2 separate regions of the Mus musculus genome follow, and region 1 is linked to region 2. A link is a loop called in an ENCODE intact Hi-C map of the cell type or tissue named here. Cell type or tissue: left cerebral cortex. All regions are shown on one strand. Each heading gives the region's core, and the rest is flanking DNA. Links, peaks and the distances in the headings are about the cores only. Region 1 overlaps Gm40689 (a long non-coding RNA gene). Region 2 overlaps Bicc1 (BicC family RNA binding protein 1).

What was found. Hi-C counts contacts between places; a loop is a spot of excess contacts. Peaks named below come from ENCODE experiments on the same cell type or tissue, not always from the same donor. Only the 100,000 strongest peaks of a DNase experiment are listed, where the experiment ranks them.
Region 1: a loop joins it to region 2, with 2.3 times the contacts of the local background. A loop is called at or near these places in 3 of 42 quality-filtered maps.

The regions. Positions count from the first base shown.
Region 1 is chr10:70,837,389-70,853,942 of GRCm38, forward strand. It overlaps Gm40689 (a long non-coding RNA gene), which reads left to right. Exons shown (of 3, transcript XR_871817.1): 3 at 5,486-5,554. Among named protein-coding and RNA genes, the nearest start is that of Gm40689, 15 kb to the left of the region's middle. In left cerebral cortex, for the core only: no CTCF peak of the experiment used is centred there; DNase peaks (open chromatin) are centred at 6,641, 7,003, 7,149, 9,283 and 1 more place.
Region 2 is chr10:70,942,963-70,959,516 of GRCm38, forward strand. It overlaps Bicc1 (BicC family RNA binding protein 1), which reads right to left. Exons shown (of 21, transcript NM_031397.3): 5 at 15,812-15,970; 6 at 14,699-14,752; 7 at 14,060-14,254; 8 at 13,162-13,413; 9 at 10,433-10,564; 10 at 6,977-7,163; 11 at 4,810-4,971; 12 at 3,843-4,039; 13 at 3,583-3,715; 14 at 2,263-2,419; 15 at 408-573. Among named protein-coding and RNA genes, the nearest start is that of Gm24486, 69 kb to the left of the region's middle. In left cerebral cortex, for the core only: a CTCF peak has its summit at 9,254; DNase peaks (open chromatin) are centred at 5,516, 6,773, 7,077 and 9,718; H3K4me3 peaks cover 398 bases; H3K27ac peaks cover 1,079 bases.

The DNA.
Region 1 (16,554 bases), core at 3,156-11,155, 110 kb before region 2:
GTCCATTCCTTTAATTTTTGATCTTTTTAACATGGTAAGTTGTAGCCTCCAGCAAGCCTGAAGCAGGCTGAGCCAGACCTTGACTTTGTTGCCACTAAGGAGATTACTTAGGGTGGAGTCTGCCTCCCAGGATCACTCTATTGTTCAGCCTCTGTCGCTGCTGCTACCTGCTGGGAGTCCGCCTAGCTATTCTGGAGCCTACACGTGGTCACCTGCAGCTGGGCTCCAAGGATGATTTGGCGGGAATGGACCTCCCCTCTCCTTTATAAATCGTGTCTGCTATTAAAAATTTGAGTTTTGATCAGAATACTGTCTTAGCTCCATTTCTCTCTCTCTTCTGCCTAGATTCCTTTTCTTTCAGCTCCAGGCTGCCTCCCAGGCTTGAACCTGGACATGAGAGCCGCAGGCCGGCCCCAACAATTTGGCAAACCAACTCGGGACCTGGGAATAGCAGAGGACGATGGAAGAAACACTGCTGGTAGGGAGCTCCACAGATAGAAAATTCGTACCAGAACATGAGAAGCAACGGGCAAAAAGGTTGCTAGGTGCAGTATGAGCTAAGCTGGAACAGCGTTAAACCCTCGCACTGGGTTCACTTAGGTTCAGCAGTGAGGTATCAGGATCTAGGAACGTAAAAGGCAGTTGGCCGCAGGTTCCAGAAGCTGCTTCTTAGGTAAGAGAGAGAAAAGGGTTTGGATTTAATAATCAGGCGGATTGGCCGTAGTCGGAAACTGCATCAGGCGGGAGGAAAATATCTCAGAAGCAGAGAGAAATTTTAGGAGATGCCCTGCCTTTCTCTCTCTAGCCCTTACGGCAGGAGTTCTCTTTGTGTTTTTGTCTAAGGTCTTGTCCACATGTTCAATTCATGTATGTTCATGTCTAGTCGTCTGAATGACTGAATGTTCTGTGTTTTGTGTTGAAAAACAAAAGATTGCTGGTATAAGCAAAGGAGAGTGGCCACATGCTTTAGCCAGAATCAGGCACAGCAGGAGGGCCCCTGCTGGAAAAACTGTTTTTTTTTTTAAAAAAGGGTTACAGCCTCATGGTTTTGGGGCGAAATAGCTGATAGATGTTTTTTTTTTTTTTTCCCTAAGAAAATTCTCTGCATTCGTGATTATTGTGTTTAGCTAATGACAAAGTGCTTTTTTATTTTATAATTATAACTAGAAGAAATTAATATTCTCTGATTGGTCTAAGTGTAGCTGCTTCATTTTTTTTTTCTGGTAATGTGCTCTGCATGCCTTCACAATCAGCTCATAAGTTATTGGTTAGGATTAAATAATTGTTACATTGGTAACAGAAGGTTAGCCTTAAATTGGCAAGAGTCTTTTCAAACACGTGGCATAAGCAGGCAAAACAAAAAAATAAACAAAACAAAAAATAAACAAAACAACAACAACAACAAAAAAAACTTGGCCTCCTAAGATACTTCTAGCTGAGATAATATTTAATGTGATTCTTATCCTAGAAAGTAAGATTAAGATAAGATTTAAAGCAAGGTCTCTTAATGAAGCATTAAAGCACTGTCATGCATTCATAGGTATAAATTGGCAGCCAAATCTCACAATGTGGTAGTGAAGTTTTACTGTTGATTCTTAAGGTGATAAATCGTTTTGAAATTGGGTTTTGCTTTCCCAAGGTTGTAGTTATAGTCTAATATTGCAAAGAAACTTAAAAGTTCTAAAATCTGTCCTCATTACAGGAGGGCCAAAATGCTTGAGTTAGAAAATTTTTTCTTATGTTCAAGTTAATGCAAGTTCAGAGCAGCCTCAGGGAAGTTGGCGCAAAATCTCCTTTGTTTCGCAAACTGTGACTAGGTAAGTTCTGAGAACCTCCCTCATCCCTACCTTCAGGAGAGAATTCCTTTTAGCTGTAAGAGCACCTTTACAGATGTTGTTCCAAATGAAGTTTAAATTCAAAGTTTATAAAAGGTCAATCAGGCTGTAGAATTTATCAGGACATTGCGATTTGACTTGCCTACTTCATATAAAGTTATTATAGATTTAAAGGTTTGTTTTTTCCTTTACATTCTGATAATTGTAAAAAGTTTTGCTTCTAGTGAGCTGTAATCAAGGAGCTAAGAGTTTGAATATTTCAGTGTATATTGTTTCCTAAGTGGAAAGTATTTTATTAGCTAATGCCTCTCAAGGGCAAGGCCAAGGTGGCATTCACCTCAAGGCACAGTTTCAACATCTTATTAAGCCACTGTGGTGCTAACAAAGAATTATAAGATAAATTCATATAGTTTGGGATAACTATAACAAGAATTGTGTCTTAAAAACCTGATTAAGTGTCTGTTCCTTGTTCCAAACAGCAATTAATTTGGTTATTACAGAATATTAATATTTGATCTATTGCATACCATTATTTTAACTAAAATTGACAATCAATATCCCAAAGATAAGTTAAAAATTGTTTTTATGCATGCTTCTGTATCTTCTATAAATTCATGCATGCATGCATCCCAATTATTGTGTTTAAAAACAACCCCTCTATGGGAAATAAGTAGATGTGAATTGGATCACACACTTATTCTTTTGAGCTTCCCCCTGCTTCAGCACAGATAATTAAGTTGTGTGCTGTGGATGATGTTTTAAAATGCTGAACAATCAAACCTTAATTTGTATATTAATAGTCAATATTATATCTCAGAGCTCACAATTGCTTAAGATTGTTCATCCCTCAGATGCTATTAATTCTCAAATTTGCAATTAGTTATGCATATACAACTCATAAGAAAAAAATGCTGTCCTTTTAAGAAGGCTGGTTTTATTAAATTGTTCTAGATTGCCTGGATATCTTAAAGCAATGCCATGCTGGATTTATATCTCAGGCAGTCTATAGGTCCTAAATATAGGTCCTAAATATAAGATAGATTAGATATATAATCTCGTTCTTTATATATTCAAAATAGTTATGCTTTAAGATAATATTTTAGTATTCTTGGAAATTGTGCATGTTAAATTCTTTGCTCTTAGTGTCCTCAGTTACTACTTGTTTCCACATAATAGTGTTAATTCTTAAGGACTTATACTTGATAAATTGCTGCAAATGAATGCTCTTATTTCTGAATAGATTATACACATGTGACTATTAATAACTTTTCAAGCTTTCTAGTTACAACTGCTCTTTAAGAGAAACAATTGAAAGTGCAATTAGTCACTGCCCATGTTACATTAATAATGACTATAACAGTCAAGTATTTGAGATGTTTTGTCAACAAATTATTAATTCTCAAGGATAAGGTACTGTGGAACTTTAAAACTTTAGCTTCTTAAAAGACAAAGAAGGGGGAAATTATATCCCCATGCATATTATTTAGTGCATTCCTGTGCACATTATTTAAATCATACTTTTATTTTAGAATTTTGAAATTTGGATGTCAAAGAATTTAATAAATGCCTTATAGTATCTTAAAAGGATCTACTTATTGGCATATGGCTTGATCCTGAACAGCTACCTTATTAGGAAAGGGAAAAGCATAGGTTCTCCACAGAACGCTGCAGAAACATGATGGCTAATTCGTGTGACAAAACAGGTGAGTTCACTCAGTGCCCTAACTTTAGTGACTAGAAAGCTGATTTGGGTACATGTTTTCAACCCATCCTTGCTTGCTATTTTTCCAGTTTGGACAAATGAAGCTTCCTTGCTTCAAGCTTTTAACCTTATGGTAAAAAGAACATCAGAGACTGTGTAATCTGACTTAGAAATATTAGTGATTCTTCTTTTTCCCTCAAGTGACCAGTTATTCTAACTCAATTTTGGACTGGTCTAGTAATAATTCCAGTATTAGAGTATCCCAGGGAAGATAACAAAATATTCTTAATTACTTAACAAAGTTAAATTAGAACACAGCCTCTTCTCCCAGAAAGATTGCAGCCTTTCTGGGATTCTCAAGGTCACCTCCCCCACACTAGGAGCTCTATGTCTAAGCCTGATCTTTGCTAATTTGCAATTGAATGGAGTACCTGGACTTCCCCAAAAGAAGCTTTTGTACTGTGCCTTTCACTGTCTTGACTTTGTTTTTCAAGCAAGTTAGTCAGCGCCCTTCAGCATGACTGCAGCAGGTGTGCATCCCCACCTCCAACAGTGTGCAGGTGGCAGTTACTAAACTTCATTCATGAAGCATTTTAGTACATATTGTGGTTTTTGGTCTGATTTGGGATTAAGGTTTGCTATGAGGGTCGGACAGTCTAGACGGGCATCCAGATCTTGGAATCATATTAATCTAGACAGAGGTACATGCCAAGAGGCCGTGGTTTATTAATAATACACCACAGAGTCATGTAAAGAATTGGAGGTAAAGGTTAATGTCTTAGAAGTAGTAATCTTAACAATAGGGCAGGACATAGCATATATTAAGGCTAAAAAGGCAGAAATTTCAGATATTAGCAATAGTCACTTGGACACTTGGAATATTGATGAATTGGCCAGAGATTTAAAAGATAACCTAAGTGCATTGAATCCCCTGGATTGAGTTCAATATATTATCCTACTTGCTATTATTATTGGCACTATTTTATTAGTAGATCGTTGTGTTTCCATTCATCTTCAAAGCACTTCTGAGATCTATAGCTATGGTGAGGCAGGACATTCTGGAACTTCAGCAGAAATATAAGAATGGGGGAATGCTATGCACACTCCAGTGAAGTTTGCTTGGCAGGCTGAGAGGCCTGAGAGCACTCACGAGGCAAAGAGTTTCACAGAAACTCACCTCCTGGAACTTTGGTGTTCTCATAACCTGTACATTCTTACCCTATCCCCGAGTTAGTCTGGTGTATGGATCCACGTGCTCTCTTTTAGTATTATCTTATTATAAGTAGCTTTTAAGCTTGAATTCTTATATAGCTAAGCCTTAGCCAGTGTTCCAACATCCTAGAAAGACCTTGAAGCCGACAACTTGGAATTCAGTAGGAATTCAATAAGGAAGTTACCTATTCAGTAACTAATTAAGCATTAAAAAAGACAGAGCCTGCAGCTCAGGGCTGGTCTGTAGAGTGTTTACTAAGACAGTTAAGACAGTCTTAACCAAATAAGGGTTTACCATGAGAAAAGCTAGGGAATCCCACTGAGACAGGTTTCTTCACTAGGCCCAAAGAAATCAGGCAAAACTATGGAGCATAAATAAATTTTATGCCTCAGTTCAGCCTTTTTTTAAAATATTAATAACAGGGAGGATATGTAGCCTCCAGCAAGCCTGAAGCAGGCTGAGGCAGACCTTGACTTTGATGCCACTAAGGAGATTACTTAGGGTGGAACCTGCCTCCCTGGATCACTCTATTGTTCAGCCTCTGCTGCTGCTGCTACCTGCTGGGAGTCTGCCTAGCTATTCTGGAGCCTACATGTGGTCACCTGCAGCTGGGCTCCAAGGATGATTTGGCGGTAACGGGCCTCCCCTCTCCTTTATAAAGCATGTCTGCCATTAAAAATTTGAGTCTTGATCAGAATACTGTCTTGGCTCCATTTCTCTCTCTCTTCTGCCTAGATTCCTTTTCTTTCAGCTCCAGGCTGCCTCCCAGGCTTGAACCTGGACATGAGAGCCGTAGGCCGGCCCCAACAATAAGTATTGAGCCTTAGACCTCAAGAATTCAGAACACATGCTATACTATTGAGCCCCACTGGAAGAGGGAAGTCAATGGAGTTGTATTATTGGGAAATAAAAACAAACAAAAACAAAAACAAGACCTATAATAATGGAGATGGGCTATCTGGGTAGCTGCCTCTGTGACCGGATGGGTGTTAATTCCTCAGAGAAGCCCCAGAGAAGGTGCACAAATACAGTATTTTGAGAGGTCAGAAGATGAGTCCCTGATACCTAAGAGTCCCTGTATCAAGGTTTCTGATCTGTCCTTCCAAGTGATCATAAATAGTAATATGCTGTGTTAAAACAAGTATCAACACAGTGACAGTTGGCAACCCACCACAGTTTATGCTACATACAATGCTAGGGAGTTTGGGAGATTTTCTTTAATAGATTATTTATAATATTTGCAAATAGCACAAGTGGGCCTCTTTCTATTTTACATTTAAGATGGAGAAAACAGGAGCCATCTAATCAGTAACCACTGCATGCTTTTATGCACAGGAGACTAGTGTAGTCGGGGCAAGGGATCGAGTGGTGAGCGGTGGAGAGGGGACATGTTCTCATATAGTTTACGCTACAGTGGAAAGAGACTGGCTACCATGGAAACCAATACAACATCAGATGTAAATGGTGGCCTTAGAGGAAAAATAATCTAAGGGAAGTAAGGAAGATAAATGGTGCTTTTTAAGGTAAGCAGTCTAGGGAGTCTGTTTGATGGCTGAATGTTGCAAGCCAAGGGGGTAATTCCAGGCAAACAAAAATGGAGAGCCCATAGCCCCAGAGCGAGCTACGCTAGGTAGAAATAAAGGAGAGAGAGTGTGTTGTTGCAGTAGAGAAAGGGAGAGGAAGACTAGGCAGGGGTCAGACGAGAACTGCAGATTCATACGCCTTAGTGAGGATTTCACTTTGATTTATAAGCAGTGAGTAATTCACCACTTACAGATGAAGAGAAATGAATCAGGAGTCTTCTGTGCTGATTCAAGTCTAATGCTGCCACTCCTGATTATCCCAGGAAGGAAAACTTGGGGGCTAATGATATAGCTCAGTGAGTACAGCCCCCTGCTGTCACACCTGGGAAGGACTGAGACCTGACTCTTACAAGTTGTCTTCTGACTTCCATATTAGGACATGTCACATGCTCACCCACATAAACAAATGCACGCACACACACACACACACATACAAACACACAAATAAATAAAATGCATATATAATAAAAGGCAGTTATTTTTAAAAAGAAGGGCAAATTGCCTATGTGGTTTGTCACACAGGTACTGCCTTCCTACCAAGCCATTGGTCTTTGCTATGGGAAATGTCATTACTTCATTTAAATAGAAACACTCATTTCTCTAGAACTCATGAATGTGTGTGAAAAACAGGTCTCTTTGCCAAGACAAAAGGAGAAAAATCTCCCATCTGCTTTAGAGAGAGACCATTGCAGCCTGATGGTAATAAAGCAGTGCCTGCCCTTCGTTTTGAAGCCCTGGGGAGCCAGGACCCCCGGGACCTGCAGAATTTATACTTACCTGGTACCTCTGAGTGCCAACCCTCAGCATTTATCTTGTAAGACTCTCAGCCACTTCGAAATCTCAAATTGCTGCTTTTCTGCCCGCTGGGTGCTGTGAATTGGAAAGAGCTCCATCATTTGTTCCCTCCACATGCCAGAAGTACTCTCGTGGATCCACATTCATTTCAGAGATACTTTCTTTCTGTCAGGGGAGACTTTTAAGTCCCAAAGGTCAACAGAAGGCCTTGGAATATGTAGCTTTATTCATCTTGATAACAGCAGGGAAGAAATAGAAAGAAAGAAAGCCCTGCTGGCAAGAGGACAGGAGGGAGAGGGGAAAAAAAAAAAAAAACAAAGCAAGCAAATGACAAAATAATTTCATTTTGTATTTTTGGGCAAAGAAAGGAAAGGAGTCTAGTATCATTGCCCGCTAAATCACCTGATTGGCATTCCAGACCCTTGCTGTGTCTGCTATATAGGGGAATGTTGATGGGTCTGGCTGTGTCACTTCAGCCCAACCAGAGATAGGTTCAGGGTTCTCTCCCAACTTCAGGCTGGCTTTTAAGGCCTCCTCAGTCTTCACTAAGCTAGCCCTTCAGAAGTCCCCATTCAGGGGCAAGTGTCTTCAAGATGGCCATGCCTCCCTCTTTTCTTTCTAGAATCATCAAATCACAGCCCTCCCTTCCCCCCCCCCCCCCCCCCGGTCTCATAAAAACACTTGAAGAACATGGATGGGTTGGTCCTGGGTGACAATCCACAAAAAGGGTACACCATGGTCCTGGAGAGATGGCTCAGTGGTTAAGAGCACTAGCTGCTCTTGTGGAGGACTCAGGTTTGGTTCCCAGTGCCCATATGGCAGCTCACTCCAGCTGCAAGGAATCCAACATTCTCCTCTGGACTCTCTAGGTATCAGGCACAAGTGGGTATGCAGGGAAAACACTTAAATAAAATAAGTAAAAGTCTATTTTTAAGAAGGGAAAGTGGAATCGTACCATGGGAATGGTTTGTAGGAACCCCTGGGATGCCCAGATTTGCAAATAGGCAAGGCTCTGTTGTAACAGAGCATACAACCTGAGGTACACACACACACACACACATCCCACACATCCCACACACCTGGGTACTCTAGACAGTTTCTGGTTAACTCATAATCACTGATACAAAATACATATTGTGTAATCCTCCATGCTTCATTGATTAGGGAACGATAACATGAAAAACTTGTCTGTACTATTTGTAAGCCTGAAGGCATTTTCCCAAATACTTTCTGATCTATAATTTGTTGAACCCATAGATATAGAGCTCTTGGTGCAGAGGGCAGCTCTGCTCGGCTTGTGAATTAGAGTCACAGGACAAAACGAGACATGACAGAGTGGAGACAGACTTCCCAGGTTCAAATCCCAGTTCCTCTACTCTTTGGTTAGATTGGCATGTTACTCAACCCCAAAGCATTTGCTTCCTAACCTGAGGAGAATAATAATAGCACTTCCCTAAGATCATAGTGCATTAACATGAATGCAATCCCTACAGCACTGGTCACATATCCACATAGGATTAGATTTTTTTTTTAGGAATTATTTGTTTTATTTGTACACAGTCGCTGTCTTCAGACACACTAGAAGAGGACATCAGATCCCATTACAGATGGTTGAGAGCCACCATGTGGTTGCTGAGAATTGAACTCAGGACCTCTGCTGATCACTATCCCAGGGCTGCATTCAGTCATGGGTATCGTCTAATTACTGATCTCTGGGATCAGCCATGCTTTCCGGATGTCCCAGCCATGCTTTCAGAACTCAGAATTGATTCCTGTGATATCTGTCCACAGTCAGGGTAAGGAGTTGAGGGGAACTGCAAATTAAGATCACTGTCTACCATGACTGGATAGCGCCTCTGAGCTCCGTGCAAGACAGAGGACTCCTTTTACCAGCAGGGCTTCCGGTTCTCTAACCTTGTCCTAGGAATCTGATCTCCCACACCCTCTATCCAGGGAAGGTCAAGTGGCCATTGGCAGAACTACAAGTTCAACTTTCTGTTTCTGTGATAAGACCCGCCCAGCAAGCATCAAGGATTCCTACAATGCCTCTCCACGCAAATGAGGTATACTTAGCACTTTAAACTCTAGTCCATGATTTTCATTTACTCGGAAAGCTCCTTCCCACTCTCCAAGGTCTACAAATACCCTGGCGTGTGTGGGCTTGTGGATGTGCCCAAGCTAAGATCTTGTACTAGAACTGTTTCATTGACCAACAGCAGAGGCCTTGGTCTAAAATGAGTTGTAAGGCTATGATCCTTGGAGGAGCCCTATCCCCACCCACATACACTCCCAGCCAGAACTGGATCCTGTAGAATCCCACTTGTTCCAGACTCCACGTCATCTCTCCAGCCTGGAGTGTACAGCAAGGTCTGGACACCCTGAGGAGGAGGAAGCTGACTAGGCAGAACTACTGCTGGACCCTGACATGCATACAATTGTAAGGCTCCATGATTTGCTGACTAATGATATTCTGGACTCAACAATAGCAGAGTTTATTTTGTAGAGGTTCAGAATTCTGGGATCTACCATATACGAAGATGGAGAGACCCTGAAGTGAGCTGGCAGGCCGGATTTTCAAGCACATTACAGGAATTTTGTAGAGGGGTAAGTGACCTTTATCTTAATCTGGGCTCTATTTTTATGGACATTCCAGAATCATTGCTGTGGCCTGGGGGTTTGGAAACTGTTGATGGGGAAGTCTGGAAACTGCTGCTGACCCATTGTCCTTGCTTCAGGTCAGGTGGTGGGGCAGCTTCTGAGGCCTGGACTTGCTCAGTTCTTAGAAACAGATTTAGGCCAAGTCTCCTGAATTTGAAGCCCATCCTGGAGTCAGCCCAGCCTTCTCAATACAAGGACTAGGATATCTGAGGGAGCTCACGCTGGCTAACCTTGTCTCCCCAGACTTCTTGCAATTGTGGACACTGATTGCACTGGAGAAGAACTTTAAAAACCAAGTAAAGCATTCAGGCCAGTGTCCTGCAGAGAGTAGAGCTGCTCACTTTACTGACTTGGTTCCTGTTGCCGATTCCCTTGTGGTAAGATGATAGGGATTAGTCTAACGTCATCTCTGTGGCCAACAATTCAAAAACAAAAGAGGCAAACTACTCTTAATACTGGCACAGAACAGGAGATTTTCTAACCTCTGAAACAAGAGCTTGAAATGACTGCAAATTCCCACTGTGTGACTCATTTCCTGGAGAAAGAATTCAGAAGTGATTGATGTGTGTGGGAGGGCACTTATATAGAGCTCCTATCTTGGATTCCAATGTGCTGTGCACTGGTAGGAAATGAAAATTATAAGGTCATGGTCTTTGTATCTTATCTGCCTTGGGGCCAAAGAATTAATAGGAAAATATCTGATGGTATCAGTGCATTTGCTGTTTTAGGATATTTCTGATGGTATTGTAAGGGTCCATGATTTGCTGAAGAATAATTTCCCCCGCCCAACACACACACACACACACACACACACACACACACACACACTCAAATATTATGCAAAAACAAAGAGTGTTTTATTCCGCAGAAGTCCAGCATGCTGGGGTCTACCATTTACCAAGATGGAGATGTCCAGGTGAGCTCAAAGGCCCAATTTAAAGCACATTAGGGGAACTCAAGAGAGGGGTAGGTGACCATTATCTTAATTGGTTGATTCAGTCTCTAGGGTATGCGGGTCTTTGGGGTTGACTAGGACTCTGGGGACGTTCTAGGAGCATAACTTGGGGTTAGGGCTCGGGGAGCTAGAGACTATTGCTGGAGAAGCCTGGAAACTGTTGCTGACTCACTGCTCTTGCCTCAGGCCAGGTAGCAGGGCAGTTTCTGATTGGCTGCCTTCGGCCTGGAGTTTTTCCAGTTTCTGACTTGCCCAGTTCTGGGAAACAGATCAGGACGGTCTCCAGAACTGCCAGTTTGAAGCCTGTCATGGAGTCTTGCCTGTCTCAGTCCTCTCAGTATCTATAGGGTTACCATTTCAAAGTATCTATGATGATTGAATTGTACCAGTTACTTTATTGTTTTCTTATCACTAAGCATTTTTTTTTTTTTGTAAACACTGAAGACATTAGTAGGAAAAGAAAGAACGCAAGGACACCTGTCTGTGTCAAGGGGTTCTTGACTGTATGGATCCTCTTTTTTTTTTATTTTATAAAGTTTATTTCCGACATAAAGACTCATCTCCCCTTATGTAAGCAAAGACACTTGGCCCTCCCATGCAGCTTCAAGTGCCCAGCTGAATAGATGCCTAGCTAGGCAGTGGTAACATCACGGGCACAGAGGGATGAGTTGCCATATATTCATGTGCATTGTAACCCCAGAAAGGTCAGGCAAAAGGCAGCAGGAATACAGAAAAGCTTGGTGTCCGTACATGTGGGAAGCACTTCATGTACCCACTGAAGCCTGAATGACCTGAACTTTAATTAATGGTCCTGTCTTTCATAAAGTCTTTGGCTGTTGGAACTTAAGTCTCCTAATTTCTACCAACTTAGGGAAAATAATTAGAATTTTCTGGCATTTGTTGACCAATCAGACTTCTCAATCAAAATGCTGATTTTCATGCTTTTTAACCATCATTGTCATTATCCAGTATCAAGGCAATTTTTCACCCTGACTTTTCTGTTATTCATGGGATCGGCTTTTTCACTACTGATATATCGCACCTACCTTGGCTTCTGCATATAAAAATTTTCAACATAAACTTGCTTTACATATCCATATCCAAGCCTAAGCCTTGAGTACAATGTATAGAATCTTCACAGCAGCTTGAAAAGTCCTGTACTTCCTGTACAGTCTTTGTACTTCCTGTACAAAGAAAGGGTGGCTCAAATGGGAGGCAGAAGGGAACCAGTTCAAACCCAAGGACTGTGTTTTCCAGAGACGTTACAAAGCAAAGCATCCGACATGTAGCCTAAATGACCTAAATTTGTGGAAATTTGGATCCAAATTCCTGCTCCATTCGTTGTTCAGTCCCAAATGCAAACCACCAATGTTGTACATGTGTATATATACTTAAACCAAAATTGGAAGTTAAGGTTAAATAATTTAAAACACCCTGAAAATGTTTTTATAGAAGTCCATTACACTGATTTTATTTATTAACAATTCATTCAGTATAGAGAAAAACTATCAATCTTATCCAAAGATGGTGTTTGTGTATATGAGTGTGTGTGAGTGTGTATGCATTCATGTGTGTGTCTGTGTGTATCTGTGTATGTCTATGTGCATGTGAGTATATAAGTGTCTGTGTGTATGTGTGAGTATCTGGTGTGTCTGTGTGTCTGTCTGTGTGTGAATAAGTAGTGTGTGGTGTGTGTGTAGTATGTTTGTATACATGCATGTGTGTGTCTGTGTGTATCTGCGTGTGTCTATGTGCATGTGAGTATGTGTGTGTCTGTGTGTATGTGCATGTGGTGTGTCTGTATGTCTGTGTGTGTCTGTGTGTGTGTGTATGTGTGGTATATGTGTATGTATGTGCATGTGTGCATGCATGTGTGTGTCTGTGTATGATAGTAATGCTATGGTTTGAATGTGATTTCCCACTCCCAGCTTTATATGTTAGAATATTGATGCCCAATGTAGCTCTACTAGGAACCGAACCTTCAACAGATAGATCCAGTGCAGTAGCCTAAGAAGGGATGAAAGTTGTTCTGAGGGACCCCAGTCTTCCTCCTGGTTTCTCATCTCACTCCCTGGTCCTCCTTCCCCTGTGCACACCTGTTATCTTGCCGATATTGTCACTGTGAGCTCTTGCACCAGTGTCTGGCAAATGCCCATGCTATGACCTTAAACTTCTAGAACTAAGAACCAAACCATTCTCTTTCTTTTATAAATGAAAACAGCATTTCAGTAGTCATGGAAACTGGAGTAAAGGCATTTCTTCTTTGTTCCCTATCTTATTGACAATGACAGTAAAATCGTATCTATTGCTCACTGTGGTAATAAAGATGACATGCCACAAATACAGAAAAATGCAGCGTATAAGAAGGTACTAGGTAAATCTCACTCATCATTATCAGAGGCACAGCAGTAAAACATCTCATTTCAGCCAATTTGCAATCCTAAGGACTGCCGTCATTGTCTTATTTATTTCCATTAAATAAAATGAAATTTTATTTAATTTCAGACCTGGTTTGTATTTAAGGTGATCTTTGCATTTTAGTTAGTTTTAACCCATATAATATGAAAAAATGTCAGTTTTGTCAATGTTTAAGAAAATTGAAGCAGCAAAAGTCTCCTTCCACCTCTCAAAAGAGCTACAGAAGGCATGTTAAACATCTTGGGTTTGGGCTGCATCATAATAACGAACTCTCCTATTGGCAGGATTTGAATTTCATCAGGGACCATCCAACCCCTTAAAATGTATGTTCCTGTCGATCCAGAAATCCAGCAGGCAGGCTCTAACCCCAAGGAAGCATGAGGCAAGACGTACAAACAAAACTGCCCACTGTAGTGCTGCTTACAAGAAGAGTTCCAGCCAAGAAGCTGCTTCCAGACGGGCAGGAGTAATGTTAGGCCATGTTCGTGGAATAGAATATAGCGATGGCTTTGGTATATAAATGTCCTCAAGTGAAATAGCGTTATTACAGTGTAGCTCAATTTCCTTGTAATGTGTGTACATGCAACACACAAAATATTGCTATTTGGTATCTCTGGTAGAATGGTAAGTGACTTATCCCCTGCCATTCAGAGACCACATTTTACAAGGAAAATATATTGCTTTAGTAATTATAGAAACACACCATAAATGTTTAGTAAAAACTGGATCCAGGGAACGTGTAAAATCCATAGAAAGTTATTCTGGTATTAAAGTGTTAGAAAACAGACGTTTATAAATACAGTATCATATGTGTGTAGTCTTCTTATTTCCCAAGCCAAAATGGTCTTTACTATAGCTAAGCAGCCTAGTAAAATGTCAAGGGTTCTGGAAAGATGCCTCGATGGATAAGAGTGCTTACTGCACAAGTGTGAGGCTCTAAGTTTAGATCCTGGCCCCTGGGTGAAAAGCTAAACTTGGTCATAATGCACCTTTAATCCTGGTGCTGTGGGAGGTGAAGACAGGAGAGCCTCAATCACCAGCCCTGCTCCAGGTTCAGTGAGAGACCCTGTTCAGAAGAATAAAGCAGAAAGTGGTAGAGAGACAGGATAGGTATGTGCATGTGCACACATACATATGGACATAGACGCCCCCCCTCACACACACACCTACACACACATACACACTCTCTCTCACATACACACACATACGTATACCCACACATACACACATACATACATACATATATACATACATATATGTACACATACATATATACATGCACACACATACATGCACATGCATGCATGAACACACATACATATACACATACACATATATACACAAATATACACACATATGCATACATGCATGCATATACATACATGCACACACATACATATATACATACACATATATACATACACATACATACATACACATACATACATACACATACATACATACACATACATATACACATAATATACATATACATATACATATGAGCACACATACATACATACATACATACACACACATATACATACATTTATACACACAATATTTCAACCAAGGAGACTGGGCCTGGGCCTAGAATGGAGCTGTGGCCTTTGGTTTTCTTTGTTCCTCAGGCGCTCCAGTAGTTCATTCCAGTTAATAGCCCTCCAATCTGGCTGCTGACTTTAATTTGGAATTCACTGAAGTGTTGATAGCGATGACCTGGACCACTGTGATTTGAGATTAGCAGGACTAAAACCCAACATGAAAAAGAAGTCCTCTGGTACACAAGGAAAGCAATCACAGGAGGGATCTTCCACAAGACCGGAGTTGATGAAAGGCTATTTGTCTCCTGTCACCGGCACCAAAGCTTTAAAGGTCTGTCCATTTAGCCACCCAAGTGAGGGTTAAAGTTGCCATGAGAGGGGCTTTTAGTGGAGACTGATGGGTCACACACAGCATTGACCTAGACTGCAGGCTTGGAAGGGCAGGATGGTCAGGGGAGGGTAAAAGCTAGGTGAACCTTTTCCTTTTTGTTACTTGAAAAAAAAATACTAAACTTAAAAATATTAACTTAGGCCTTGAATGTGCTACAATCAATAGGAACATCCCAAGCTGTCTTTGAGGAAAGACTGTTGGCACAGGTGTGGGTGTGCAGGGGCACAGGTGTGGGTGTGCAGGACACAGGTGTGGGTGTTCAGGGACACAGGTGTGGGTGTGCAGGGGCACAGGTGTGGGTGTGCAGGGACACAGGTGTGGGTGTGCAGGACACAGGTGTGGATGTGCAGGGACACAGGTGTGGGTGTGCAGGGGCACAGGTGTGGGTGTGCAGGACACAGGTGTGGGTGTGCAGGGGCACAGGTGTGGGTGTGCAGGACACGGGTGTGGATTTGCAGGGACACAGGTGTGGGTGTGCAGGACACAGGTGTGGGTGTGCAGGGGCACAGGTGTGGGTGTGCAGGACACAGGTGTGGGTGTGCAGGGGCACAGGTGTGGGTGTGCAGGACACAGGTGTGGATTTGCAGGGACACAGGTGTGGGTGTACAGGACACAGGTGTGGGTGTGCAGGACACAGGTGTGGGTGTTCAGGGGCACAGGTGTGGGTGTTCAGGGGCACAGGTGTGGGTGTGCAGGGACACAGGTGTGGGTGTGCAGGACACAGGTGTGGATGTGCAGGGACACAGGTGTGGGTGTGCAGGACACAGGTGTGAGTGCACAGGACACAGGTGTGGGTGTTCAGGGGCACAGGTGTGGGTGTGCAGGACACAGGTGTGGATGTGCAGGGACACAGGTGTGGGTGTGCAGGGGCACAGGTGTGGGTGTGCAGAACACAGGTGTGGGTGTGCAGGACACAGTGTGGGTGTGCAGGGGCACAGGTGTGGGTGTGCAGGGGCACAGGTGTCGGTGTTCAGGGGCACAGGTGTGGGTGTGCAGGACACAGGTGTGGATGTGCAGGGACACAGGTGTGAGTGTGCATGGGCACAGGTGTGAGTGTCTCTTTATACCTTATTTGCTAATTGTTTCAGCTAATTAAGGCATGCGGCCCTTTTCAGAAAACTTTGCATTGAAAACCTGTTTGGTGAATTTGGTGTTTTGAAATGGATGCTTTCACAGAATCCTTCCAGTGATGGTCCCACATGAAGAACAAAGTTCCTGGGCTGAAGAGGGAGAGGCACTTAGCTTGTAGAAGAGACGCTTTTTTTGGAGTTCTTCTCTTTTTGTGGGATTTCCAGATCTCTCAGTCTCTCGTTTGTCATAAATAAAATGTGTGAACTGTCTACATCTGCCTTTCCTACCCAGCATCTCCCAGCTCTGCCGCTGTAGGGTGCCATCTTTGCTGGGGTGGTAATTTTGTTCAGAACTAGAGAGTCTTCAGTCTGAAGGCTGGGGTGGAAAAG
Region 2 (16,554 bases), core at 4,390-12,389:
CGACTTCCACAGAACTCAAATTCCACACTCATTCTTCTCATAACCGTTTTTGAAACGGCAAGAAGTCTACTCTCTCTATTTCCAAGACTACAGAAGAAAATCATATCTACTAATTCAGGAGGCACGCCATCTCTTACATGTCTTTAATGCTTCTTGTTTGCTTCAGATGTAGCCACACAAATCGCCATTTTTACTAGGATGAAGAATCGCTTTTCCTTCATCTAAATCCTGCATTTCATTCTTGTCGCTCACAGCAAAACCCAATCCGAACTCCTGCATATCTGTTTGAGTGTCACACTGACCAGGAAGCAGGGGGACAGGCTAGCTTCTGCAAAGCTGAACACTCTTTTTCCTCCATACCCAGCCCAGCGCCTGCCCTCGGAAGGCTGCTGTCGCACCTACGTTACCTGCATGTGGACATATGTTGGCTGCGAGGCCAGGCGGGCCCTCTCCGATTTCTGCTGGGCAGCTGCTGCCCTCTCAGCTGCACGTTCGCTCCCCGGGGCCTTCTTGTCAGCAAGCGGACTTTCTGTGGCGCTCAGTTCAGGGTCTGAGAGTAGTCTGTCAGTGCCGCTGTGAGAGAGAGTTGGGAATTCACTGCTCCACCTCACATGCTGACAAGACTGCATGGTCCCTCTGTGCGTGTTCATTGTGTGTGCTTCAGCTATCACCTGCCTTCACATGTCATTCAGTCACCGATCAATGCCACAGCATGGCAACACTGAGACAAAGGTGTTGCTGTCTCCCTGCTAGACACATAAGGACCTTATCCATGGTCCCTGCTTTAGGGTGACTCTGGGTCTCAAACTATAGGTTAAAACTGCTTAGCAGTATGAAGGCACCCACATTATAGGCAGTCCACATGGTATTCTGCTTGTGGTACATGAGGAATAGATACATGGAGAAGATTTCTGATGTTGGTACATCAACCAGACACCAAGGGGTTATGCAAAATTGGAGCACAGCCTGAACAAGCCAGAAGGTAGACAGATGACAGATACTGCATGCACAGGGTGCATGTGACACTGGTTAAGAGGAAAAATAGCAAGCTTGGGATGTATCGAGATGCACCTCAAGTTAAAAAAAAGTGGGGGGGCTGGTTTGCTGACTTGTTCAATTATAACCAATCACCTCCTCTGTTCCTATGTCAGAAGACGAGACATGAGCAATAAGTTTTGCCTGACAGATGTTGACAGAGGACATGTGACCTGGAAATGAGGGAGCCTTTCAAATTTCCTAGGGTCAAAGGCCGGGAGAGCAGCAACCCAGGGAGCAGAATGCAAAGGAAGGGGTCCAGGATCAAATCACTGGGGCTGTTTAAGTCACAGTGAGGCAGGGCTGGTCCAGCTAAGAGAATCATTAGAGCTAAAGAAAGGGCAGGCCACACTGATGAAAGGGCAAGGAGACAGAGCAGGAGGCCAGGGCTCCATCCAGGTGAGAAAAAAGAAAAAGATTCAGAAGGCAGAGAAACCAAAATGGCGGGCATAGGCTTTAAGGGATTCAAGAGGCAGCAGGAAGCAGATCACTTCAGGAACATGCACTGAAGAATGGCCTTGTGGGGGACTCAGTGGACAAAAAGTTGGGTGGGATGAGTCTGGGGTTTAATAAGAGATGGAGGAAGTAAATATATACATTCCAATGTTTGCATAAAGACCATCCTTAGAGACGGCGAGGAGCTAAGAAGACAGAAGAGGAAATGGAGTAGTCGGCAGGTAGGAAACCCTTTACTCTGTAAGAGGATAAGAATAATAAACAAACAAACAAACAAACAAACAAATAAAGGCAATCTCAGGATAGCACAGTGGAAACTGAATATGCCCAGAGTTCTAGCTAATAAAACTCAAGGGTGGATCCAAAAGTTTACAAGTCTGCAGCTGCCTGCACTGGAGAGAACGAAACTGAAGTTTAAGAATCCACCTCAATACCAGGTAAGGTAGATTTGTGCCTGGAAAAAACATCTAATGCAAAAGCCAGAGGCTAAAAGTAACCCCTACCCATTGCTGAATTGCAGAGAGAATGTGTAAGCTTTAGAGCAAAAAAGATTTTTTTAAAGGACACAGGCTAACAATGAAGTCGGGGGACACTTATAAAAATGGGCAAGGGTGAAAACAGGTTATTCCTTGAGTGTCTGAAAGGTAACGTTGAGGGGGAATTGCAAAGCCTATGATACTCTCCAGCCTGACTTGAGTTAGGGTCTTAGCCAAGGAGCTCAAAGCAAACTCCCCCTCCATCATTCCCCGCCAGCAGGATAAGCATACATACTGGAGGTGCGAGTTCTTCGTGCCCTGCAGTAGCTCAACCGTCTGCCGCTTGGCACAGGAGACCTTGGAGGCACCCAGCATCTGCTTCAAGTCGCCAGCGTTTCCAGAATGGGAGGGACTTCGAGGCATGCCCACTTCAACAAAGGCATCATTGCAGCCTGGGTCAGGGTTGCGAGGGGCGGGAGGACGTTGGGGGAGAGAGGAGCAAAATGTAAATATCACCTTAGAATGCCATAGAGAAAACCAAAAAAATCTGTCTCATCAAGACGCAATTCTACAAAGGCCTCACAATGTTCTCAGCCGCAAAAAAGGCACACAGCAGCAAGCTCAGGCTGTCTCCAGAACTCAACCTCTAGGGAAGACCTGGTGTTTCCTGACGATTATTTGGAGTAAGAGAGGTGTGTGTGTGTGTGTGTGTGTGTGTGTGTATACATATATGCATATATACATACATATATGTGTGTGTATATGTGTGAATGTGTGTATATACACATACACACATTAGTGGGGCCCATCTATTCCTTGAATACTGTTGGCACTAGGGGGGACGGATATATATTTACAAAGGAACATTATTGGGACCCTTGTTTTCTTGGCTTCCATTCCCTCTCCTTGTTTTCCCCTTTCCCTCTCCCAGTACAGAGGTTTACACAGGGCTTTGGGCACACTAGACAAATATGTCTACCACAAGCTATATCCTCAACCCCAAATGTAGTCCTTTCTTTCCTCCCCAGTGCTAGGGACTAAGCCCAGGGCCCTACACATGCTAGGCACATGCTAGGCACATGCCATTCCAGGGAACCATACCCTTAGCCCCACTCAAATTTCCTCAAGATTGTTAGGGGCTGAACTTCCTCGCAAACAGTCATTGAGCTGGTGTGACACAATAATGGAACATTGGTGTATCTGTGGAAAGTGCCCTTCAGTTCATCGTTCACCATGTTCTTTGGAATTTCATACAAGACCTTGACTCTTCATGGTTGAGGGAGGCAGAGTCAGCAGGGATGAGTAGAAACCAACTCAGAATCCCTGCGATCTCCGGGAGCTGGGGGGCGGGGCTTCACCCAAGCCACAAGCCAGTCTGCAGTCTCCGGGAGCGGGGGGGCGGGGCTTCACCCAAGCTAAAAGCCAGTCTGCAGTCTCCGGGAGCTGGGGGGCGGGGCTTCACCCAAGCTAAAAGCCAGTCTGCAGTCTCCGGGAGCTGGGGGGCGGGGCTTCACCCAAGCCACAAGCCAGTCTGCAGTCTCCGGGAGCTGGGGGGCGGGGCTTCACCCAAGCCACAAGCCAGTCTGAGGAGGGAAGTTCCAGTTAAGTTCCTTACCTTCCACCGAGTTTGATTTAGGAGAAGCCTGTTCGGGCCCAGCTGTCTGCATGGATGGGTCACCATGATTCGAACTCAGCACTTTTTCCCCAAGCGATGAAGTGGACAGCGGACCGTATTTCATGTTTGCAGGCTGAAATCATAAATAAAATAAAAATACAACGGAGAAAACGGGTTTCGAGTAGCTTCTCATTTGCCAAAAGCACAGAACACCCCCCTCCCCCACCCTCCACCCCCTGAATCTCACAAGAGGGTGTTACCTGCACATGTCCATTTATAGACGCAGAGATGTTTTTGCCTTCTGTCTGCATGCTGTTGATGTGAACATCAACAGGAGTCAAGCCAGGTGGGGGAGATGGAGCCGTGTGCCCGTATGTGGGCACTCCAGACAGCAAAATATTGGTTAATGTGGCCTGGGCAGTAGAGGGAAGCATAAGGTGTGGTATCGTAGAGAAACCTGAAATGATCCAGGAAGACAGGTGTTAGGAGGAAACAGCCTAAAAACAACTGTTACGTTTAATAACACAATAAGAAACTCCGTCCCGTCCCCCGTCCCCGTCCCCGTCCCCCCACCCCACCCCCGCGCTGTGAGTTCAGAATAATTTGACATCTCTGTAAACAGATTGAACATTAATATAGAAACCATAGAGAGGCTTAGGAGATAGCTTTCAGGCTGGGTAAGGGCTCCTGCTTCCATGTATGATGCTCTGAGTTTGATACCCAGGATCCATGTACTGGAAAGAACTCAGTGGCTGCAAGCTGCCCTTTGACCTCAACAGACACAAATATAGAACATGTTTTCTTTACATGAAACAATGTTAAAATGAGATAACCGTGTCTAATAGGTTGGGGAGAGCATAGAGACCGGGCCTGGTCCTGTGACTATGAACTCGCTCCTCCAAGAAGCTGGGTTCCCAGGGTTCCCTTGTAACCTTCAGGTGCCTTGGCCTTTGTTCCCTGAGCATCCTGCTGCCTCTCCTAATCTGTTTATCACCTGTGCGGATGAAGCTCTGGAGGCTTGAAAAGCTCTTGGCTTGGCAGAGCTTCATTTAAACTAATTTACACAGCAGGGGAGTGTAAATTTCCTTAGGGCTAGAGGATGCAGTCTTAGAACAGTGATTATTTTTTTCACTTGAAGAAATGGGATCCCTTGTAAATTCTATTGAAAGAAAGAAAAAGGGCAGTATCTATGAATTCCCACTTCTTGATGCTTTAAGGGGCACTAACCTGTGGCGCTTGCAGTGTTAGCGATTGGGGGTGCCCACAGTGTAGGACTGGGAGTACCAGAACTTGAACTTTGCAAAGGACTGACCGAAGTGTTGAGAGCATTCAGGAGTGAGTTTGGGGTGGCTGACGTATTGAGCGACAATGTGGTGGGCCCCAATAAACCTGTAAAGAATAAAAGCCAAGTCAAATACACCTACGTTCAAGATTCAAAAACAGGGACGCCACTCATACTGTCTTGTGGAACAAGCATCGATAGAACCTGGTGCTTTCTAATCTGTCACATTCGAGTGACAGGTTTGGTTTTGTTGTTTCGCTTTTTTTTTCTTTTGATGTTATTTCAGATATTCCCGTGAAATCTTGCCTTTTCCACATCTCCAACCATGGAATTTGCTCGTCCTCAAATAGACAATAGATGCCATAAGATTGGGGAGACCGGTGTGCCCAATCTAGCACAAGCAGCCAGCCATACTTAGAACTCCTAGACACAAGCCCGCTGACAACCTAGGATGGACGAACCTCAGCTCAAGCAGAAGCTTGTTTTTTGTTTTTTTGTTTGTTTGTTTTGTTTTTTGTTTTTTAATTCTCCCCTGACTCACTTGGTATCAGCTTCCCAACAGAGCCCTTCCCAAGCGTTCACGAGCGGCAGCGCCTAGGAGCGCCTTTCCTGTGGTAGACTGGCTGGCTGATACTTCGTACACAGGATGCTGGACCAGATGGTTGCGTGCGGGTCTGAGCACACACTGACTCCTGTGGGCTCCAACCCAATGACTAAAACTTGCCCAGGGATTGTGCTGGATTCTCTCTGCTCTCAAGAAACCTAGCGCCTGCTGTAACCAGGGAGATTCTCCTTTGGGAATTTGGGGTCTAAAAGATGATGTTCATTTCTGTGTGTTTTCTGAAGTGCACATGGGTCAGTGTTATAGGAGCTGGGTGGCCAAGGAAACCTCTCCTCCACTCAGGGAACTCGGCTTCTCCAACCACTTTCTCAACTAGAACACAATAAAACGGGCCCCTTCTAAGTCAGCAGTTCTCACCGTTCCTAATGCCACCATCCTTTAATACAGTTGCTGTTGTGGTGAGCCCCCCCAACCATAAAATTATTTTGCTGCCACTTCATAACTATAATTTTGCTACTGTTTCAAATCTTGGTGTAACTGCCATACAGGATATATGATAGGCAGCCCCTGCAAAAGGGTTGTGCAACCCCCAAAGGGGCTGCGACCCACAGGCTGAGAACTGTTGTAAGTCCACCAGGACGTCCCAGTCCACAGTATTGCTGTGTTGCTATGGCTGTTCAGGCCTGTGTGGAAGAGACAGCTTTGGTTGAGGAAGAACCTGCATCACCATAGTAGTGTCTGAGTGTGACAGTTTGGAGCCCAAACAGGTTTTACACACATGACGTCTTTCAGTGTTGGGGATCGGACCTAGGTCTTCATGCGTGCATCCTACCAGTGAGCTCTAACACAGCCCATCCTACTATGTATGTGACCTACTGTGCTCTCCTTATACATGAAGGCATCTGGGAAACGAGAAGGAAAATGGTAAGCCTGGTCTAATGCTAACAGAGCTCTTGGCCAGCTTACAAGAAAGGTCTTCTAGATGAGGGCACTATTTCAGGATCAGCAAGGACTCACTGCACTTTCCATGAGTGGTATAAGCTTGGCTTGGCCTTGGGTTTATCAGGCCTAGCTGTAGGGTAGGGGAATGGGAGGTGGGGGAGTGGGTTCAGGGACTCTCCCCTCCCCCTTCTCTAGCTGCCCTCCAGATTTGCAATTACTTTTTGGAACAAACTGGATCTTTATCTCTAGGGAGGGAGGGCAGTACAGCCAAAGCAAGACAACACAGAGCGCATCCATCACCGTCAGCGGCTCCCCTCCATCTCGATGGCATTCTTAATTTAGCAGAACAAACACGCGCCACGGAGAACAAGAGCAGGCAGGCTGCGATTATTTACACTGGCATCGGAGGAATCTGGGCAACCCAAAACCACGGAGGCTAACAAAAGAAAAAACTCAGGCCAGATGAATCAGGTCCCGACCCGGTTGCTTGTCACCGTCACCGGGCTTTGGGGCTCAGAGGAGAAAATAGAATTTAGACACAGCACAATGGTAGAAAAGGGCAGGGAACCCGATAAGCCGTTCCCCAGTGGTAATAATAAACTTTATACCTAGTCCAGTGAGTCCGAGGCCTGCCGAAGCTAAGATATCCAGGCTGGGACAGGCCAGGCCGGCAGGGCACGATGCTGGGGATAGACTGGTTGCTATGGAAACCCCACTGCTTTCAAGTCCGAGGAGACACTTCCTTGCTTCATACATATTTAAGGCATTTCGCTCAACACTTTTCACAATCACAGACTATGAAAACACATAATGGGGGGAAAAAAGATGACACTGAGGTAGGCATACAATGACAGAAGGGTAATGAAAATGTAAATGAGTGGCCACAGGAGGCTGGATACCACCCCCTATCAGCCTCTGCTCCTGACACTCCCGTAAAACGTGAGTCCCCACCTACTATGTGTGTGTGTGTATGTGTGTGTGTGTCTATGTGTCTGCAAACCATTGAGAGCATGATGCTGTGGGCAGCCAGCATGCAGGTCCCGATCCCTACCTAACCTTTTAAGGTATGGATTCCTATCCAGGCATGCTTAGAAATTTAGCAAATTCTTGGTGTCAAAGTCCAGCTGCCCCACTACACAGCCTCTGGGCTTCATACTGAAGCATTCCTCCTCACCACCTCATTACCTGCAGAAGCCAAATCAAACCCACCATCACGTATAGATTGCACAGTTACAGTTGGCTTCTTTTTTTTTTTAACATACACGGTCTAATGGTTAGCTGACGTACCTCTAGGCACCACCAACCCCCAGTGAGACCACATCTGTGGCAAATCTTATGAAATATATGTGTGTGTGTTATATTATGTTATATATAATGATATATTTTATAAATAATAATAATTGTGTATATATATAAATTTTCCTTACTTCCTATATGTATATGTCATATACATATAGAATTATATAATTTATATATCTTTTATATACTAAATGTCTAAGCATATATATGTATATATATAAACATACATGTGTATATATACATATGTATACATATATAAACACATATGTGTATGTATGTGTGTATATGTATGTGTGTATGTGTGTGTGTGTGTGTGTGTGTGTAGTAGTAGTAGTAGTACTTAGAATCCAGCCATCAAAACACAATTTCTTTCAGCCTAACATAGGTTCGTTTTTCTCCTGAGCTCTTGGAATTCTTTTTATTTCTGTCTTTGTTTGGCCAAGCCCTTCTCGGAATCTGAACTGATGGTATTTGTGATTAAGTTAGTCAAACAGGGCTTTATGATGTCTAAATCCCATGGCCTGGTCTCAATCTCTGAACTCACTCAACCTTGCTCCCCCAGTCTTGGGGCGCTTTAAAGTTTTCTCTAAAAAATAAAATAATAATAAGTGTGGTTGTTTCCTCCAGGTGAACAGAAAATATCACATTTACTCATGTAGAAATCATATGCAAGACAGATACACATAAAGCATTCTATACACAAGATGGCATCTCTGGTTTAGAAATTTTAGTAAAGTATGGCAGATTTATCTACCTTAGTAATTCAGGACTTCCTACTCGAGAATCTAACTGCACATCCTTCTGTGGCTTACACACGTGAGTGTGGACACATGGATACACACGCACACACACACACACACACACACACACACGCACATCTCCATATATACCTGTACTTGCACATATACATACATACATATATACACACATCAACACACATGCACACACATACACTTACATGTGCACACACACATACACACATGCACTTACATGTGTACACACAAAAAACTGAATAGAATTAGGGAAGAGATGTGGGGGAAGGAGGGAGGGAGGGAGAGAGAGAGAGAAAGAGAGCACGCAAGCACCTTTCTCTATGAGAGAGTGGAGTAGCACCTGTGAATGTGGACCCAGGTCCTACCCTGACACCAAAGCTGGTCCAGGCTGAATCTTGTGCTGGCTGGCGTCCATGACTACAGACTCCCTTATCCATGGCTGCCTGCTCTGTGGCACTGTTACAGCTGCCCAAACCAAGTCGGATGATTACTGGTTTATTTTTTACTCTATGATACATTCCCCTGCACTAAAGCAGTGGCTCTCTACATTGCTAAGTCCGTTCACTAGACTTTATAAAGCAATTAAAAACCAGCATTTAATAAAAATAAAAAAAAGTTAGGGAAAACTCAGCTGTTCTTCAAAACATTCCACAAACTTCAAAATTTAATTACAGTCTATAAATCTTTTAAGTTTTAAACATTCAGAAAAAAATGAGGATTAATATAACATTGTCATACTTAATACCTGGAACACAGACAATTTTGCATGTGACTTTTGTTAACCCCCTGGATTATTTCGTAGCCATGCTTTCTCTCCTAGTGGTGAACTTGGGATGCACCCCCACACCCCACACCGCCCCAGGTCTCCCTGCCAGCCAATGCTTCGTGATTTGGAAAATATAAGAGTGTAAGTACTGCTACCTAACATGTTTTTCCACTCTGAGAGCCTTCAATTCATTTCACCTCTGCTCAGCACGCACAGCGGCAGCACAATGGCTGCCAGTGACAACCACTGGTGAGGTCCCAGGGTCCCAGGCTTTAAAGGAGCTGCAGCAGGCTTCACAATATTAATGCATGAACAGTCTTCCTTTCTTGCTTTCTCAGGGCACTTCAGATCAGACTTCTCCCACTGCGCATTTACTGTCCATGTAAATTACCAGATAGCATTGGACAGAGAAGGCGCTAAGGCGGCTGAGAGCTTTCATTACTCATGGGCTTTATTAAAGAAAAGGAGAGAACAGAAAAAGCAGCAGCTCCGCTAAGCCAGCACAGGACGTTCTGCAAATTGATTTGAACATGCGCACACATGCATACACTTAACATATGAGTCTCCTTAGCTACTCCCTAGCAACCAGCCTGTAGTCAGCAGATTGCAAATTAAGAGTCCTTCCAATAAATACTCAGAAGTGGTGTGTCTTGTTCACACAGTAGGTCTGCTTTGGCTTTCTGACAGAGTTCAGTATTGATTTCCGTTAACAGCTTGGCTGGTTTAGGTTACCACCATCAGTGTGGGAGCACTTCCTTTGCTCCACCCCCTCACGAGCACCTGGCCGACTGCCACCCTGACTGGGGTGACATGGGATCTTCATGGAGTTTACATTTGCTCTCCTTTGATGGCTAGTGAGGCTGAACAGTTTTATGTTCGCTAGCCATTTGAACATCATGGTTTGGTTGTTTTTAACAGTCTGTTTGCTTCGTTAGCCTGTGTATTGATTGGGTTGGTTGATCTCTTGTCAAAATTACCAAGTCAGATGTGGTAAAAAATAGACTTTTCTTTCTCCTGTATTTATAGAAAAACAATGTTACTAAAAACTAACATGAAAATCAAAAACCATGAAGAAAATGGAGGCAGATAACGGAGGGGGCACTGTTACAAATGTAACTCTTATAGCCAAATATATGTATCAGAAATTATTCCCATGTAAATGAACAACCAGAGTGGGTAGGGAAGGCTATTCCAGATGCTTCATCGGGTGCAGACTCTAGACCAACCTTGCTCGGCTGTTTGGGCTTTGGTTTAATACTGATAAAGACGTCCAGCTGTTCCATCAGCTGTGCGATGACCTGTGGGTCCACTTCAATGTCTTCCTTCATATCAAACATCAACACCAGAGGAAGACACCCCTAGACAAGACAGTAGGAGTGTCAGGGGTTAGTCATCTCAGCACCTGATGCCTGAGCATCTCCAAATAACACACGATCAAGTATTTAACTTAAATACCATTTACCTCTTCACAGCAAGGAGGGTGTGTGACCAAGGGGAGGGGCAGGAGACTATCTGGGGGACTGGAACTGCATCTGTTAAGCTTGTGGGTTTGGTGTGACTTTTCTTTTTTTAAGTCTACTCTTTACTAGAGAAAAACCCTTCACTGTCTGACTTCAGTTCCGTTAGCAATTGTACTGAGAGAGTCTTCACCACTCTGAGGGTCAGGGTCATGTGTCCTTGCTCGGTGACTTCCTGGGAGCCAAACCACTGTATCCTAATGGAGAACCCAACTGCTGTTTACTAACTTCTGCTTTGGCCCAGCCTGGCCCATCCTACCACAGATTTGCACACCCTGGATCTGTTTCTTCCACCAGGCCAGGCCCAAATCTCAATGTCCTATAGGTGGAGTCTGTAATCCCTCAGAGCTCTCCTTCCAAGTTGGCTGAAGTTGTAAGTCCTTCCACTCAGACATGTGCAGTGAACCACTGTTCCAACCCTCAACCCTTTCGGGGGGTGGGGGGTGTCACTACAGTGGCTATCTTTGGCTCTCATCTCTGCTTTGCCCTTCACTGCCTACAATCACTTGGCTTCTCTTCCTCTGGTATAGAATGCTGTTCAGCTCAAGTCCTTGGTCACTGGATATTTTTAAAGATTTATTTATTGACCTTATATATCTGATTATACTGTAGCTGTCTTCAGACACACCAGAAGAGGGCATCGGATCCCACTACAGGTGGTTGTGAGCCACCATGTGGTTGCTGAGAATTGAATTCAGGACCTTTGGAAGAGCAGTCAGTGCTCTTAACCACTGAACCATCTCTCCAGCCTGGTCACTGGATTTTTTTTTTCTTTCTTTCTTTCTTCACATGTATTGGACAATGCTGGGTACACTGTGATCAAAATGAAAAACTGCCCTTTTCACCCGTGAATAAAAGTGACTCTTCTTCATGGACCGATAATAAAAAAGAAAGGTTGTTAAAACCTTTGAATTTCTTTCTCCCTTCTTTCATTATTGCGTAATAGTACCTTTCAAAAAAACTATAGTTTTGGCAGGTGCGGTTAAAGTAGGAATGTGAGTCTGTGAAGTTTTTCAAGCATTTTAAGCTTAAAAATAACACCTAAACACCTTGGAAAGGAAGACACTACAATGAGTAATTTGCCAGTTTCTGTATGTAAATACGCCCCACCGCTAAAGGATTATTGACCATACAGTAAAATAAAGGTGGCTAACAAAAAATCATCCACAAAAAGTGAATCTTTAAATGTCCCACTGCCCTGACTGGAAGCTTGATCTGTCAGAGGAATGGACGCAACAATACAAATCTGGGTTTTCTCAGTTGTTTTGTTTATTTGTTTGTTTGTTTGTTTGTTTGTTTAAATGAATTTGCCAAGTTAATAGTGAAGACCATGCCTAATGTCCACTGGGTCAAATGTCACTAAAGACTGGGCCTGGAACCAAATAGTCTAATCTGTTTTTAATAAGAGTCTCTACCGACCCAGCAATACACCTGTCTCTTCGCACCAATCCCCACACACTGGGGTTTCAAAAAAAAAAAAAAAGCATGTGAAGGAGAGAAGGGCCTTACATCAGGATGCTTCTGATGACTCAACGGATGTTTGTCTTTCATAGCATTCGAAATTAATGCGTGAAATCCTATTTTTATTTACATAATAAATTCATTAACTGTACACATGTTTTAGATCACCAAGAGTCAAGAGTTTTGGGGTTTTTGTTGTTGTTGCTTTTTGGTTTTTTTTCGAGACAGGGTTTCTCTGTGTAGCTCTGGAACTCACTTTGTAGACCAGGCTGGCCTCGAACTCAGAAATCTGCCTGCGTCTGCCTCCGAAGTGCTGGGATTAAAGGCATGCACCACCACACCTGGCTTCAAGTTTTTATAGATGTGTGGGTAAACGTGGACCGGCCAAAGGCCAATAGCAGGCAGTTTCCTTGACTATTTTTTTCTCCAAGTTTTTTTTTTTTAAACAGTTTCTTTTTATGAACCCGAACCTCACAGATTATCTATCCTGACTGACCAGCAACCTACAGGAATCTCTTGGTCTCTGCCCCTCCAGCCCTGGGATGGCAGACACGCATCTCCACCCTTGCCTTCCTATAGAAGTGCTTGGGATCCAGACTCAGGTCTTCAGGCTTGTGTGGAAACTGAGCCATCCTCTCAGCCTTTGAAGGCGACCTTTAAATGGTGTTTTTTAGTTTTCCATTTACAGTTCAAACTGCATATCAGCACCCCCTGTCAAGCATAGCCACCTTCTAGCCACACCACAAAATGCATTCACCTGCAATCTCATCTGTCTTTAGGCTAAGTTAAGAAAAATATAAAAATGCTTCCCTACACAATAGAATATAGCCTACAGCGACACAATAACCCTTATTCCCTGTTTGCCTGGTATTCCAAATTGCTTTCTTAAATAGCGGGTACCCAAAATCAGAGTGGAAATGGGATGGATTCAAAGAAGCTAAAGAAGAAGACAACAAAGTAGACTCTAGCAGCCTTACCATGAGATACTGCCTTGCTAGGCAGACAGACTCAATGGTGCCCTGGAGGTAGACGGTGGATTTCTTCTGTGGATTGCTGGGGTCGGGAAAGTGAATCTGCGCCCCTGTCCTCTGCATGATGTGTTTGACGTTGCTCCCGTTCCGGCCCATCATGAAGAGGTGATGCTGGGCTGCTATGTCCAGTTGTGTGCTCACGGGGATGGCGGAGGCCAAGCTTCCCGCAAGGTGTTCCAACAGCATGGCTGTTCCTTCCTGACAGAGGAAAGCAGAGTGGGGGAGAGAGAGAGAGAGAGAGAGAGAGAGAGAGAGAGAGAGAGAGAGAGAGAGAAAGAGAGAGAGCTGAAATCCCATCAAATACAACTGTCCCCACACAGGCAACATTTCTATTGTACCTCCAACAACTCTAGAAACATCAGCAGCATGTTCTCTGAGCCCAGAAGTAGCACAAAGGAAATTGCTAGAAACCAATTAGTCTAATATCCATAAATACAAAACTTGTTCTGGGTGTGGTCATGGTGGCGGCATAGGCCTATCTATGATCTGGAAGGTAAAGAGAACCATGATATGTATTTTTTATTTTTTAATTAATTAATTAATATTTATTTAATGTTCATTGATGTTCTGTCTATTTGTATATATGTATGAGCGTGTCAGATCACCAGGAACTCAAATTACAGACAGTTGTGAGCTGCCATGTTGGTGCTGGGAATTGAACCCAGGTCCTTTGGGAGAGCAGCCAGTGTTTTTAACTACTGAACCATCTCTCCAGCCCTGAGAGAACTGTGAATTTAAAGTCAGTGTAAGGATCCCCCTGCACCCCCCATAAATACATAAATAAATAAATAAATAAATACAAGCTTTCATGGTGCGTGTTTTGAGGTCATCTGAAGTCACCAACCTTCACAGCATTAGTGTTATTCTGAGAGCCTCGTACTGTGACTGTAGCACCATACATTCGAGACCTCTGCTTAAAGGACACAGAAACGCTGTAGGTTTGTGAGATGTGCTGAATGGACGGGGTGTTGGGATCGGGGACTGGCTGGAGAATCCCGGCAATCGGTAACTCAAACATCAGCACCAAAGGAAGCAGCTCCTAGGAGAGGCCAAAGCATCAGTGAGCAACCGTGAAGCATGACGTCTGCAGAGAGGCACGTTCCTCATCTCTTTTCTTCTAAGGATGGATTGTGAGACTTGAACTGCCTTCAGGCTAGAGCTTCAGTATAGTGTGTAACATTTCCTAAAGCAGGGAGCCTTTTGCCTGAGCCAGGCAAAAGTATAACAATGTTTCCACAATGTCTCCAACAGAGAAGCATTTACAAGCAAACCTAGACTGTTGTGGTCTACATACTGATGGAAAATGCCTCCACCAGAGCCCAGATGATAGAAGCAGGAGTGTTCCCAAAGGCACTCTGCTCCACTGTCTCCTGCTTCCTGAAATGGACTTGGTAACCAAATGGCAAACGATGCTATTTCTGCCCCCTTGTTATGTAAATATGGTGAGCATGCACACACGATTCCCAAAGATTAGCACAGTTACCCGAATCCTTGCTCGGGCCGATTCTACTCCTGCTGGCTGTCCTGCTATAGACACCTGCAAAATAAGAAAGCAAGGCTTATTACTCTATCACTCATACACCTATCTGCCTTCCTGGGAGCCACACCCCTCCTGCTGAACCCTTGAGCATGGGGTCTCCTGACCAATAAGCCTCAGCCAAACCCATTGAACCTGAATTTGATTTTAATGAGACCCTCTTCCAGTGATATCTGGCCATTGATCTACCTCATCCTTGGACTTAGCAACAGCCAGTAGCTCCCAGGAAGTCATTCTGACCCCTTTGTCAATATGTCTATCCACAGCATTTCTCCCTTTTGTTTAAAGTCTCTTTGCGTCAGTCTGTGAGATACATATTATCAGCAGTGATGAGACTGTATCAGACTCTGTAGCCATAAACCTTCATCCTCCACACCAGCAGGCAGATAATCACAGCCTTAGTACCCCCCTCTCCAGTTTTCTCCATAGATCCCCGGACATCACCATGACTCACCAACTAAAGCATTAGTCTTATGCTGGGTGACAGAACCATCTTGTCACAGTGATCACCGGGAATTCTGAATAACACCTGTATCTTTAATCAAGGCTTTCAACCTAGGCCACAGATACATGCCAGTGTAAAAACACTCCCTGATTTACCCTCAGGACTCACAGAACCCCATCATGGGAGCAGCTAAGAAGACAGAACATATCTAAATAACACAGCAGTAGTATGCACTCTTCAAGGACTGGAAGTGCTTGTGTGGGGGCCAGTGATGCCCAACGCAAAGCAGCGGGAGTGTATCTAAGCATCCTCTGAGATGGTGACCTCAAGGGCCACTTCTACAACTGTGTAGCTAGAACCCACCAACCGGATAAAGCTGCGGGCAAGACAAGCCTGGTAGACTCTCTCAGTTCTTCATAATGGTCCTTGGGATCTCTACTATTTAGAGATCAAGCAGAGAACCAGAGTCTACAGCTCATCCTTGGTCCCACAGAGTACCCCCAGCCTCCTCCACCTACACCATCTGCCATCTATAATTCCTCTGGTTGCTTTTTGCCCTCATCTCTCAGAAGGGATTTGTCTACTGAGACTCAAGGGTATAAAGGACCAATCACCTGGTTACTCTTCTCTGCCTGGTTGTTCCTGTTGGAGTCTGGGAAGTGGATGTGGCAGCCCGTGTCTTCCATGACCTTTTTAATGTTGTTACCACCCTTGCCGATGACGTGGGAGTGCTCCGTGTGCGAGACATCCATCTTCAATGTGACGCGGTTGCTCTGCACGGAAGCAGGGTTATGTCCCGATGTGTTACCACCACCGAACACTTACGGTGCTTCAGCATTAACAAAGCGGACACCACTCCATGGGAAACTACAGATTTCTCCAAAGGATTGTCTCAGCCTAACAAATTTCTATCCGTTTCTTCATTAAGACGGAATCTCATTTTATGATAAATTTTTCAGAGGGTGGTGACAAATTTTTAACTGCAATACTGTGACAGAAGAGCCTTTCTTAAATACGGTCAGTTGCAATGGTAGATAAATTATCCTGGTTTTTCTTTTCTTTTAAAGGCATTATTCATGAAATGGTTCAAATACCTGAAGACAGATGAAAGTGTGATCACATGACTAAAGATGCCGTGTTGGGCAGAGGATCTATGAGGAGGAGGAATCAGGACTATAAGGAAAGCCCCCACTGAGATCACACATGCCGACAACACATGCTGTCTGAAGTCCTACACACAGGAGCGCTTACGTGGCTACCTGCCCAATCTTACACAGCCACCCGTTATTCCAGCTGATGGAAAGAAAAGTGGAGAACTCGTAAGAACTTCCACCCTGGCAGACGAAGGCACGGATAA